Linked DNA regions of Homo sapiens: region 2 is linked to region 1. Evidence: chromatin contacts called from ENCODE Hi-C or POLR2A ChIA-PET data. All regions are on one chromosome and are shown on one strand. The core of a region is the stretch at or near the end of the contact, and the rest is flanking DNA. Distances in the headings are between cores, read along the strand shown.

Region 1 (7,047 bases), core at 326-2,825:
TTAAATGTCAGGTTGATAGGACATTCAAGCTTCAAAGTTGAGCGGGGAAGTATAGATTTTCCCATAGATCTCCTATAACTTCTTTTGAGGCTTTGTTCATATTATTTTTGCTTTGTTTTGTCTTGGGCTTTAAACCAACTTGATATAAAAACTACATAGTTAGTTTTTGTTCTAAAATGAGACAGCCTTACCTAAGTAATTTCAACTAATTTTTTAAAATGGACTGTAATTATTGTTTTTAGAACTGTGCTGTTTTCTTAGATGTCATTAAAGAAACTGCTGTGGGAGATGAGTAAGAGCATGTCTATTTCTATTCCAGGAATATTTTACTTGTTAACCTCGTGGTTGATAAAATTATGATCAATTAGTCAGAATGTAAGCTGCATGAAACCATGTGATAAATTGTTCCTCAATTAGAAAGTTGGTTTGCCTCCTTATTAACTTGCTTATTTTCCTTCTTTTTCTTATAGCTGTCCTTCCTGATAGATATTTTTATTATGGGTGTTATAAAATCAAACTTATATTTTAATTTTTACCATAGTAATAAGCTCTTGGACACACACACACACACACACACACACACACACACACACACATATTTAGATAATACATTGTAGTACAAAAAATTTGTTAAATAACTGTTTTCTTTTTTTATTTCTAAATCTCAGTTTATACCAGAGAGTAACCACTGAATAGTACCTAAAGAGAAGTTAACAATGGTTATGAAAATATAAATTACCTTTACTATAATTATTTTGCCTTTTGGAAATGCTTAACAAGATTATGGATAATTTATTATCCAACATTGATACATGACAACTCTCAGAGATGCCTGTCATTGGTAGCTGCCTGGATTAATTTTATATTGCTGCATAACACATTACCACAAGCTTAGTGGCTTAAAACTTAGCTTATTATCTCATAGCTTTGTTGGTTGGAATTCTGGGTAGAATATAACTAGGTTCTCTGTTCAGGGTCCTGTAAGGCTAAAATTAAGGTGTCAGCTGGGGCTGGGGTCTTATCTGAGGCTTAGGACCCTCTTCCAAGCTCATGGGGTCATTGGCAGAATTTGTTTCCCTGCAGCTGTCGATCTTGTGGACTTTGTGTCTTTAAGACCAGCAGGAAAATTCTCTTATGCTTCAAATCTCCTCTCAGAAAGGGCACATTCTCTTCTAAGGGTTCACCTGGTTAGGTCAAGCCCACCAAGGATAATCACCCTTTTGATGAACTCAAAGTAAACTATTTAGGGCCCTTAATTACATCTACAAAATCCCTGTTGCCATATAACTAATCTTGGGTATAACATCAGGGAGTGGAGATAGTGGAAGATCTTAGAATTTTGCCTACCAAATTTTCCACATGCCTTCAACACCCTCTATTCATTTGATACTTCTCCACATTGTGAGCTCCATTTTCCAAGGGTAATTTGAAAAGAAAAAAAAAAAATCTGCATTCTCAGACTCCCTTGTGGCTAAGCTGCAGATGTGTAACTATGGTTTTGTAAGTTAGAGGCGGAAGTGAGACTTAACCGTGGAGGTGAACTGTAGCAAGAAACAAACTGGGGATGATTCATTCCTTTTGCTAATGTGGGGGTGGTGGTGGCCATGGTAACTTCCTGCTCAGGCCAGTTCTTTGGTGTGGTTCTGAGGAATGGTTCCGGAGGGGCTAATCTTGAGACTATTCCTCAGCCCACCCAACAGTTCTCTGAGCTGTCTAATATCTTTCAATAAATTCATTTTTCTACCTACGCTAGCCACAGTAGCACCACAGTAGATTGTGGTGCTTACAAAATAGCCCCAACAGGCACAATTCCTAATCTTCCTTGTATATACTTTATGACTCTGGAGGAAATAATGTCTTTCTAATAAGATGAAATTCAATTAAAGCATTTTCCCTGCTTAGAGAAAATGGCTGTGGTTTATTAAAGAAGCATTTGATGTCTATTCCTTCTCAACTATTATCTTATTTGCATTTTCTGGAACATGATTAGTTATAATGTACTATAAGTTTTCATAAAACCAACATGAAAATAATTATGCCTGAATTATATGCATTCCATAAATATCATCTAGCTATCTCCTCATTTCATATTACCTCCTTCCTTTCCCTCAATTGCCACAACACTGTTAAGAGATATAAATAAATCATTAATACTTGATTTTCGGATATATGCTCTTGCTTTTGAGCTTGAGATATTAAAAAATCTCAGTTGACTATAGTTTACCTTGAAATGTTCCTCCCATGAAGGCATTTGACTTTTTTGGTTATTGTTGACTGATAACAACAAGCTAGTTCATGCTGAATAATTGTGTGAAACTCTTTTCTACACAATTTTCAAAATTCTAAACAAGTTGCATTTTTACTACGCTTGTAATTTTTTTCTTTAGGTTTATGTTGTATGACTAATTGCATTCTAAATTCCAGGAGAAAAGGTGTGAATACCTGCAGAGTATTTTGTAAATAAACATTGATTAGGCAAAAAATGCCATGTTTTCTTTCATATGATTTCAAACTGATGGTATTTTTCTGTTTTTATTTTATATATACCATAGTAACATTTTTAATCAGTACCATATGCCCAAACTTCCTTTTTATGGAAAATAACCTATTCCTAACGATAAGTAATCCTGTCTTTAAACACACACGTACACACACACACACACACACACACACGATACACTCATTATTAAATATTTTGTACCGGAAATAGTCTGTGATTCAGTGCTTAAATTGTTTAATAAATGATAAAATATTTTGCAGATTGGCCTCAGTGTAAGGTGAATAGTGATTTTTCAATGATCTTTTGTTCAGCTCCAGTGTTTCCTTCATACCACCAAACTCACACTCTGCTTATACCTAGATTTGCATCCTGCTGCTCCTGCTAACTCGCTGAGTGGCAGTGTGGCCTAGTGGATACTCTTTTGGCTTTTTGTTTTCTCATCTCTAAAATTAGGAAGCAGATTCTATGATTCTAAAATTTATCTACAAGTGGCCATTATTTATGTAAAGTAGTGTTAGTAGCTTTATTAAGGACATCATTTTTATCATGATATCATTTATCATTATTTTTTCAAATGTAGTTCCTGCTGAGAGTCTCTACTACTCTACTGTGTTTTCTCCTGTCTTATTTTATACTCAGGAAACATTTTGGCTAGTGTATATGTGCGCATGTGTGTGCATGTGTGTACTTTTAGTGCTTTCCCTGTGGAGCTGTGTAAGAGACATCATCAAGGGGATCTTATGGTTAATGACAGTTGTTTAATGCAATTACTGTATTTTACAAGTGATCAATTTCATTTAACAAAGTGCTAGTGAACTCACAGAGTTTGCACCATTTTTTAACCAGCTCCAGTCACTAGCCAATTCATAAAAATAAGAATGTACCTCTGGAATGGAGAGAGAAATTTATTTTACCTAAATGTTCAATCGGATGAAAATTTCCTGTTCCCAAAAAACATTTTTTTGGATACTTTAACGATTGCCAAATATTCTTTTAAATTTTCAATTCCAAATTGTTAGTGGGACATTCCATTGACAGGGCTCAGTGTCAGTGGGTCCTGAACTAGAACAAAGAAGTATTCATAAGCTTGGTATTTCCTGGACCTTTAAAAATCCAGGTATAAGGTAGTATCAATTAGGATTTGTTGGTTGTAAGAAGCAGAAATTAACTTTTTACTAAATAAATTGAACTTATTAGAAAGATCAAATAGCTCAGAGAAGTAAAAGAAAAGCTTTACGAGCCAGCCTGGGCTGGGTGTGGTGGCTCACGCCTGTAATCCCAGCACTTTGTGAGGTCAAGGCGGGCCGATTGCTTGAGGTCAGGAGTTTGAGACCAGTCTGGCCAGCATAGCGAAACCCTATCTCTAATAAAAATACAAAAGTTAACCGAGTGTGATGGTGTGTGCCTGTAATCCCAGCTACTCTAGAGGCTGAGGCAGGAGAATCGCCTGAACCAGGGGGGCAGAGGTTGCCATGTGTCAAGATCGCACCACTTCACTCTAGCCTGGGTGGCAGAGTGAGACTCCATGTCAGGAAAAAAATAAATAAATAAACAGAGCCAGACTGAAGAAACAGCAGGAACCCGAACAGCCAAACAGCTCGGGGCATCTAGATGCAGGGATACCAATTATCTTAAATGTTAAAGATGCACTGGGGATGAATTGGCTTCAGACATTCCAGTTGTGCAAACAGGTGTTCAATCGGCACCCATTCCAATTCCTTCTTTCTTCTTTCACTATTGGAAGTCAGGAAATGAAAATACTTAATTTCCTAGTCTCCCAGTTAGGGTTGTCTATGGGACACAGTTATAGCCTTCAGCAGAATTTCCCGACCCTATGCTTTCTAACTTCTTTTTATCTGGAAGGTAAAAGTGATGCCTGGAGCTGCAATGGCCAACCTATGACCATGAGAACTGCAACCACATTGTAAAGATAGTGGTGCAGGAAAATAGAAGGGGCTTTCCTGTCTGATAACATCAGTGAGCTGGTATACCTGTCCTGGCCTACTATCCCCAAAATTATTATTTTGGACCTAAAATGCCTTACTCAATTAAGCTGCCAAGTTGTGGTGGTTTTTTGTTTCTGTAATTAAACACAATTTTAACTGACAGTCTTTCAAGGTTTATTTTCTGATTGAATGAATTTAGGTTATAACTGCAACCCTTGGCCAAGGGAGTCCTGGATGCTATTGTTTAACAGTCTCACTGTGGCAGAAACAGCTAGATGGTCTTCTTATCCATTTCCTGTCTTTCTGAGCATGGTCAGAACACATTTCTAATCTCTTTTCTCATTAGGTATAGTCATGGGACTGACATCCAGTCATTAGAATATGAGCAGAAATGATATATGCCAGTTCCTGATGTGCCCTATAGAAATCTTCCCTACATGTTCAAGCTCCTTTCTGTCTCCAGATGAATAAATCGAAGACGATTCCCAGATGACATTGGCAATTGTGTTTTGCGATGGAGAAGTTTCAAGATGGAAGGAACCAGGGTCTTTGAGTCCTCTGAACTACTCAAAGGAGGATAGCCATACTAGAAATACTCATTGGACCTTTATGTGAGCAAGAAATCATTAAAAAAATTTTTTTTGAGGCAACTGAAATTTTGGCACTAGATATTAAGCCTTACCTTAACTAATACACCCACTAAGATTGTGTGAAGTTGGGGGAGAAGGAGCTCCTCTGGGAATATGAAGATGTCATTGCCATAAGAAAGAAAATAAGTGATAGGCAGGCAAGAATAACAGCCATTCACCACAGCAGCCCCTGTAATGATCCACTGGACACCTTATTTGCATATCAATTTATGAGCCATTAATGGGGGCCCTGGTAGTCTGAGTAATGGCCTCCCAAAGACATCCATGTCCTAATCCCAGAAGCCTATAAATATATTACCTTATATGACAAAGGGGAATTAAGGCAGCAAATAGAATTAAGGTTGCTAATCAGATGATCTTAAATTAAGGAGATTGTTCTGGACTATCCAGGTGATATGTAATTATAAGGGACCTTAAAAATGGAAGAGAGAGGCAAATGAGGAGATCAGAGTGATTCCAAGTGGGAAGGACTTCCCTCGCCTATTCTAGTTTTGAAAATAGAAAGAAGGCAGCTTCAAGCCAAGGAATATGCATGATCTCTAGAAGTTGGAAAAGGCAAGGAAATAGATCCTACCTAGACCCTACAGAAAGGAATACAACAATGCAGTCCTGCTGGTGCCTTGATTTTAGCTGATGCCTTGATTTTAGCCAATATCTTGATTTTAACCTGATGAGACCTGCCAGACTTCTGGTTTGCAGAACATTAGATGATAAATTTATATTGTTCTAAGCCATTATGTTTGTGACAATTTGTTACAGCAGTAATAGGAAACAAATACAGGGACGTAGGCATTTTACTTTAGTTAATTGGAATACGCCAATAAAGACATCTCCCCTTAAGAGGAGAGAGTCAAGAAAACAAACAATTTCAAAGTGCACTTAATTGAAGGGTGGAAGTGTGTGGGTGTGGCGGGGGGTGCAGGGAATGTTGGAAGTAAGAAAAGCAGGGAGAGCAAAAAGATTTCCAGGAGGAAGAGTAGTCTAGATAAAAGCCTGGAAGTAAAAGAGAACTTTAAAAATTTATGTAAGTCATTCTAATTAACAAGAAGACAGAATTTGAGAACGATGATGCTTGAGAGTTGAACAAGGCTAAGATCACGAAGGGTCTGGTAAATCCACCAGGAGCTTAGACTTTCTACAGATGACAATGGGGAGACCTTAAAGGGTTAGGAAATGAACAGACATGGCTAGATCCATTCTAGATGGAGTCTGATTTCAATGTGAATGATGTATTAAGAGGGGATGGATCTGGAAGCAGAAAGGCCAATCAGGAGTTTGCCACAGAACCTTGGGCAAGTGATGGTAGGAATCTGGCATAGCACAATGATAGTAAGAGTGAAAAGTAGATGGATTTCAGAAATATAGAGTAGAGCCTATAGACTAGATAGATGCCTTTGGCTTGGGCAACAGTGTGAAAGGTGATGTGATTCATCCAGCTAGAAATACAGGATGAGAAGGAGGTAGGTGTAAGGAGAAAGAGTGGGGAAATAATGTGTTTATGGTTTTACTTTATCATCACAATCATCATCATCATTGTAACAATACTTACAACAGTACGATATCAGCTGAAATTATACTGTCATGTATGTATCTGTTTATGTGGTCACTGTCAGCAAACTTCACAAGGGCAAAGGACATCATCTTATTCACTAGAACCTGGGAACGCTGCACACAAGTTCCTTCACCCAATAACATTAGAGGTTCTATTTTGTACCCAAGTAAAACTGAGACCTCTCTGAGAATTGCCTGGTGGTTAGCTGGGGCAGGGAGAGAAGGCTTACTCACACTCAGCAGGAAGAAGGTCATTCTGTGGTCATAACTCAGTAAACTTCAAAGTGCTGTTTGAAAAGGTTGCTGATGGAATACGTTTTAAAAGGATTACTGTATGTATGCAGTAAAACATGAAGGGGATGTTTTGTTGATTTCAACTTTTTTCTCAAACCGCTGAAAA
Region 2 (6,626 bases), core at 3,375-5,874, 540 kb before region 1:
TGTGTGATGTGTCCTCTCTTTGCTGCCTCCACCAAAAAGACAAAGGTATTAGCAGTGCTCCTGGTCTCCAACAAAGCCTACAGCGGTGCCAGATGTCAAGGACCCTGTTGTGTGAGCTAAAGGTGCTGCCTCCTGCTGTGCCCAAAACAACAGAAACTGCATGAGGATGCTGCATCTGCTCAAAAGCTCTTTTAGTGGATTACTCACTTTTTTTTTCAATCTTCTCTTACTCTAGGGCTCAGATAGGAATCTAAAGTAAAATCTAAATGACAGATCCTGTGTGAGACTCAGAATCACCCCTCCCCTCTGACTTGCTGTTGTCCTTAAATCCAACTTGTCTGCTTCTTTGGTGCCTTAGGATGAGTTCTTTCTACCTTGGGAGTTCCTTGGTCACTTATAAAACTAGACCCCACTAGGCCTCCAGACTTGCCTGAAAACTGGGGAGACAGAGGTGAGGAGGGGGAGGACACTCGTTAGGGACAATCTGGAATCTACTTTACCAGTATTAGATATCTTACCAACTCACTCCCATGGTAGAGAACACTTGGATTATTTTATTGCCACACTATGGTAAATATTTTGGCAACTGCCTTTCTTTTCTTTTTTCTTTTTTTGAGACAGGGACAGGGTCTTGCTGTGTTGCCCAGGCTTGTGTGTCGCCCAGTCACAATCACAGGCACAATCATAGCTAACTGAGCCTCAATTTGCTGGGCTCAAGTGATCCTCAAACCTCAGCCTCCCAAGCCTGCCTAGTTTTTATATTTTTTGCAGAGATGGGGTCTTGCTGTGTTGCCCAGGCTGGCAACTGCCTTTCAGTGACAAAGCACTGGACTGAAGAACATGATATACAATGTTGATTTTCATAACAGTGCTTTTTTAATGACAAAAGAGGTTTGTGACAGTCATGGTTTAAAACTTTCTTTCTTTTATTTTTTAGCATACATAATGGTGATAGATGAGTGAAATTGTATCAGTATTACTCTTCCTTTATGGGATTGTGAGAATTTTCTGGAATAATTATTAAGAAACCATTTCCACTTGTGGCAAGTAAGAAATAGCAAGGAGCACCCCATGTCCTGAAGACTTCAAGGACAAGAATCAACCAAAGACCTGTAAATGTCTGTCCTTGGTCTGATGAGCTGTGGCTTGTGTCACCCATGTTATATACAAGGTGTAATGATAATGGAACAAGACTGGATTTCATCAACCAGAGTAGAAATCAGGGTTATTTAGTTGGTTTAGCAAAGATCTATTCAATTTATGGAGCCATCTCTCTGCTCAGCCTCAGGGCAGTGTCACAGTCAAAGAAATTTTTTAATAATTTACATTCTTTACTTGCATTTCCTGAATACTTTGAAGGAGATACCAAGACCACAAAGGGAGATATGAACATTGCCCATCGTCATCCTCCTCCCCTCTCCTGTACTTCCTCCCTCATTGCAGCAGCTACTGCTTCACATCTTATCAATTTCTAGGAAAACTCTTCTCTGAGGTAGTGTTTCTCTTCTCTTTCCCCTTATCTCCCTGTTCTCCATCAAAAAGATCTAAGATCTACCTTGGGGATGGGGCAGAAAGCCAAATAGAACAACTCAGAATTCTCTTTGGCACAAGAAGAAAGGGAATGACAGGGAACCTCCACACATTAATTCTTTTCCTTCTGACACACATGCAAATTAGTACTGTTTATTTCAAAATAGTGGCCTTGAGGGGCTCCAGCTTTTATACCAATACCTCAAACATCCTGGGATATTCACTTTTGAAACAGTCTCAGAAACGACTGTGACGAAAATCCATTGCATCCTTTTGTGGTCACATTTCACAGAGCATAGCTTCCCCCTGGCACCCCTGTGACTTTCAGGACTTACATCTTTAAGTGTCTCAGCCCTCCATTAATTTGTGCTGAAAGAACTGACAGGCGAGGGACTTCTCAGAAGGCATTGGGGCTACTGGTGACGGTCAATAATGCCCGAAGATCTCTGGCTGTGACATAGGTTGGTACAGGAGATGGATGAAAGAGGAAGGAAGAAAACAAACAAAAAAAACATACATAGAAGAATAAGACAATGGGAGTAAAGAGGGGAAGGCAAAAAAGAATGGCGGAAAGAATTTTAAAAAGAAATACCTGCTGAAAACAGAACAGTTTATGATGCAGATTCTTCAACCTCCTAATGTAGTTAAGCATTTTACTCTGGTTTATCACAGGTTCCCAGCCACCTGGTGAAAGGGACTAGTGAGAAGTGGGGGTGAAGAGAAGGTGGCAGGTAAGAGAGACTGCCCAGGGACACTAGCGTCGGGTTTTGTTATATACCAAGAAGTTGCCCTGTTGATTAAACTCTGCTCAAAGAGAGTTGGAATATGAAGCAAGATACTCAATCTATCAGTAAAGAAATCAACAAGTCTTTTCTTTCCAAAATTTTGATGTCACAAGCCATTATCTGCAGCAGGACATTTGATTATAATAGAATTAATTGTCATATCACAAATAGTGGATTAATGAATGAAAGATTGGACTAAGTGAGTGGAGGGGCCACTATTATCACTGAGAATACAGTTTGATTAATAGAAAGAAAGACTGGGAGCTAGGTACAGTGGCTCACACCTGTAATCCCAGCCCTTTGGGAGGCCGAGGTGGGCAGATCATCTGAGGTCAGGAGTTCAACACCAGCATGGCCAACATGGTGAAACCCCATCTCTACTAAAAATACAAAAATTAGCCAGGCGTGGTAGTGCACGCCTGTGGTCCCAGCTACTCGGGAGGCTGAGGCATGAGAATCGCTTGAACCCAGGAGGCAGAGGTTGCAGTGAGCTGAGATGGTGCTACTGCACTCCAGCCTGGGTGACAGAGTGAGACTCTCGTCTCAAAAGAAAGAAAGAAAGAAGAGAGAGAGAGAGAGAGAGAAAAGGAAGGGGGCAGAGGGGAGGGGAGGAGAGGGAAGGGAGACTGGGAAACAAAAAATCAGAAAGAAAAGACCACTTTAAAGAGAGAGATGGGTAGAAAAAATTGATTTAGAGAACTTAAAAAATACTTTGAAGACAATGTACGTAATGATATAAAAAGGAAAAAACATCAATTTTCTACCCCTTCTAAATGTTACTGATGGAATAGGCAAGAATCACTCCCACATGTGGCTACCACATGGACATTGGTGCGTGTGGGTGTGGGTGTTTTTAAACAATTGAAGTTACCTGAGGTAAGTACCTGGTATTATTTCACACTGGACATTTGCCTTCAGAGTATAAAACAAATTACATGGCTAGTGATGGACCCGGAAGTTACAACTGACTAATTTTCACCTTTAGTTCTAATATGATTTTTAAAACAAAAACATATAGTAAATTTGTATAAAATCTTGGAATTTTTTTCATCTTTTCTTTCTATAACTGACACCCAGGAGCAAGCTGGCGAATTAATTTGAAGTTTTGGCATCTTGTATATTATTATTTGATTTTCTTTTTTCTTTTTTTCTTTTATATTTTACTCAAAGATCCAGCAGAAATGAATATTATTTTAGTTTTTAAGGCAGCCTCTACTATTGCATCAGAGATACTGAAACCTCCAAGAAAAATTAAAAGATTGTTTCTTATGAACTAATAGATATGTCTTATTAATATTCTACTCAACATTTTAATGTATGAACTTTGTTTTTATAGACTAGTTCAAGACCAGAGTCTATTAGTAAAAACAGATTTTACAGAAAAGTGAAAAATGATAATCTATAAAGATCATTGGAAAAAATGTGCTCTCTGATAGGTGGTAACATGTGCTAGTGTTTCTTTTATTAATAAATTAGATATCTGAAGAGGAATACAAAAGATTGTCAAAGGCTCATGCACACATTAAAATATTTATCCCTGGCTTTCATTTCATAAGCTGAAAATGTCTAATTCATATAAAAATAAAATGTTAATACACCTATTATCATCTTGGCACCTTGGTACTTAGATTTGTTATGTTTATGTAGGCAAGGGTTCACAATCTTGACTGCACATTAGAATTATCTGGGGAATTTTTTAAATAAATTTTGATGCCCAAACAGAAGCCCAAACCAATGAATCAGAATCTCTCAAGGGTAAAAGATGGTATTTTCAAGGAACCTCAGGTGATTCCAAACACACCAGTGAGGTTGAGATCTACCAATTTTAGCAGTTCCTGATCAAGCCTCATTTTAATTACCATCTCTGTTAGAGTCATTTCCTCCTCTGCACTAAAAGAAGAGCACAAAGCAGATTGTATCATTGCAGCTTATGCCTGTGTTTCATTGTTTTTTTAATCTTCAGTACCTGATAGCTGCTCAAACATGAATGAATAAATGAACGTACTTATTTCCAACCAGGACCATGGAGAAAGGCTGCCACCATTTTAAAGACAGCAGATTCATTTAGAGCACATTGAGAGATGATCTGACTCATTTCGTTACATTACGCAGCTCTGAGTCACCTGGCACTTTCCCAGACAAAAAGTTTCAGAATCTGATGTTTCAGATCCTCATCCAATAGACATTTTTATCCCAGGAGCCAAGGCTGAGAATGCAGCTGACAGAATCAGTACAGGGCTTCTCTTAGGGAAGCGGTGGGAAGTCCCTGCTGCTCTGTGCTTATGTAACCATATGTTGTACAAGCATGACCCATAGAATGTGATCCAAACACTATATTTGTCTTGCTCCATCATTTTAAACTCTTATCAGTGGAGACAAACTTTTCTTGTTCATGGAGAGTCTTGGGCCACTCTCAGTGTTAGTCACTTTTAGTTGTAAAACAATCCTATTTTAGAAAGTTAATATAGTTGGTCTCACATAATAATAAAAAATCCAAACGTGAGATCAGGGCTAAACCATCACCTCTTCTCCAGCCTGGGCTTGTGTCGAAAGCCTGCATGTGGAAGGAGTTTGTGATCCTTCCGTTCTCTCTTTTCTCCCAGCTCACCTGTGCCACCTGTGATTTCTCTCTGGCTGGGGTCAAAATAGGGAGAGGGAGGAAAAGGAAGAAAATATGACACTGTTACTTGGCTGAACTTGGTAATGGTTGAAGTGGGAAACCTTGGATGAGAACAAGAGAGGGTAGCAGTTGATTCTTTTCTCATGGGAGATTTCATGGGTTCTTCAGAGTTTCTTGCTCTTCCCTTGACCTGGGCTGATCATGCTCTCCTTTGGGTGGTGCAAGGAAGGAAAAATGCTTTCTTCTACCTTTCTGGAATCTGTGACTGGTCCAAGAATTTAACTGAAATAAGACAGAATAACAGGCGAAAAAAAATTGAATTGTGTCTGCACACACAGGAGACCCACAAAAATATAAGACTCAAGGAAGGGGTCAGATGATTGAAACTCATATATTATCAGGAGCTACAGAGAGGAATAGGGGTTAGAATTTCTGGGTGGGAAGATGGGTGGAGACAAATTATGGGAAGAGGAGAGGAAATGTATGGTGAATAAAGGTTGTCGTGTGGTGCAGATAAGCGTCTCTCAGGTGAGAAAAGTTGTCTAGGAGTAGCTCTCTTTCTGGTACTGATATCTTTAGTAATAAAAGATATCTTTAGTAATAAAAATGTCTTTAGAAAATTCCTTTAGGCTGGGCGCGGTGGCTCACGCCTGTAATCCCAGCACTTTGGGAGGCTGAGGCAGGCAGGTCACTTGAGGTCAGGAGTTCAAGAACAGCCTGGCCAACATGAGGAAACCCTGTCTCCACTAAAAATACAAAAAGTAGCCAGGTGTGGTGGCACGCACCTGTAATCCCAGCTACTCGGGAGGCTGAGGCAGTAGAATCGCTTGAACCTGGGAGGTAGAGGTGGCAGTGAGCTGAGATCACGCCGGGGCAACAGAGTGAGACTGTCTCAAAAAATAAAATAAAATTCCTTTAAATGAGAAAACTTATGCTTTAGTTTAGGCAGCTGAGGGGAAAGTAAAGGGCTTTTCCTTTGTTGGCTCATTCTCAGTTGCCTTTAGTTCAAAATAATTAATATGCCAAAGTAGCATATTTTGGGGTAGCACTTTCTGAACTCTTTCAATGGCCATTTGTGACACTTTCTTCACCTCAAGATACATAGGCCCCTCCAGGCAGCCTAGTTGACAAAAAGAGCTCCTGACAAAGGCTCTCTTCTTTGGCCAAGCTTGAGTCAGGCTGCCTTGGGTCTTTTCTGACTAGGCCAGACCTTGGGTTTCCTTCTCTGTCTTTGTAGAATCCAGTTAGAGGAAGAATCCTGCTAAGTCAGGTTAGTGAAAATTCTCCACACTGGGTATCTGACCACCTTCAATATCTTACCCTGGCCTGCCTTAAGCAAGAATACTTTTTTTTCTTTTTCTTTTTTAAGACAGGGTCTCTCTATGTAGCCCAGGCTGGGATGCAGTGGCTATGCATAGGTGTAATCATGGCACAATACAGTCTTGAACTCCTGGCCTCAAGTGATCCTCAATCCTCAGCCTCCCAAATAGGTGGGACTATAGGTGGGAGCCACTGCACCCAGTATACCTTCAGCAAGAATTCTGTTGAGTCCATCTAGCAAGAATCTCCCTTAAACCTGATCTCTCCTCTTAGTCACTTTCCATCCACTGACTCCTATCCTGCTCCGTGGCTATAAATCCCCACTTGTCCTTGTTGGAATTAAAGTCAAGCCGAAGTCTGGGCTCAGTGGA

What was found. A loop is a pair of places that touch in the nucleus more often than their neighbours do. ChIA-PET counts read pairs that join two places held with the same protein, here RNA polymerase II (POLR2A). Pooled maps may share reads with other maps.
Region 2: a pooled map shows a loop between it and region 1 (4-fold over the local background). The contact joins two enhancer-like sites. A Hi-C loop is called at or near these places in 2 of 37 single-sample maps with no recorded cell type and 3 of 50 pooled maps. POLR2A ChIA-PET finds 5 or more read pairs at or near these places in 1 of 52 experiments (GM12878).

What each region holds. Positions count from the first base shown.
Region 1 is chr12:75,635,724-75,642,770 of GRCh38, reverse strand. The region is part of intron 8 of LOC105369844 (a long non-coding RNA gene); the gene reads left to right. Among named protein-coding and RNA genes, the nearest start is that of KRR1, 130 kb to the right of the region's middle. RefSeq lists silencers at 316-516, 6,728-7,022. Within about 2 kb of position 1,575, at least 5 of the 41 ENCODE cell types and tissues checked have a DNase peak (open chromatin) inside an H3K27ac peak, as active enhancers do.
Region 2 is chr12:76,181,496-76,188,121 of GRCh38, reverse strand. No RefSeq gene overlaps it. Among named protein-coding and RNA genes, the nearest start is that of LNCOG, 75 kb to the left of the region's middle. Within about 2 kb of position 4,624, at least 4 of the 41 ENCODE cell types and tissues checked have a DNase peak (open chromatin) inside an H3K27ac peak, as active enhancers do.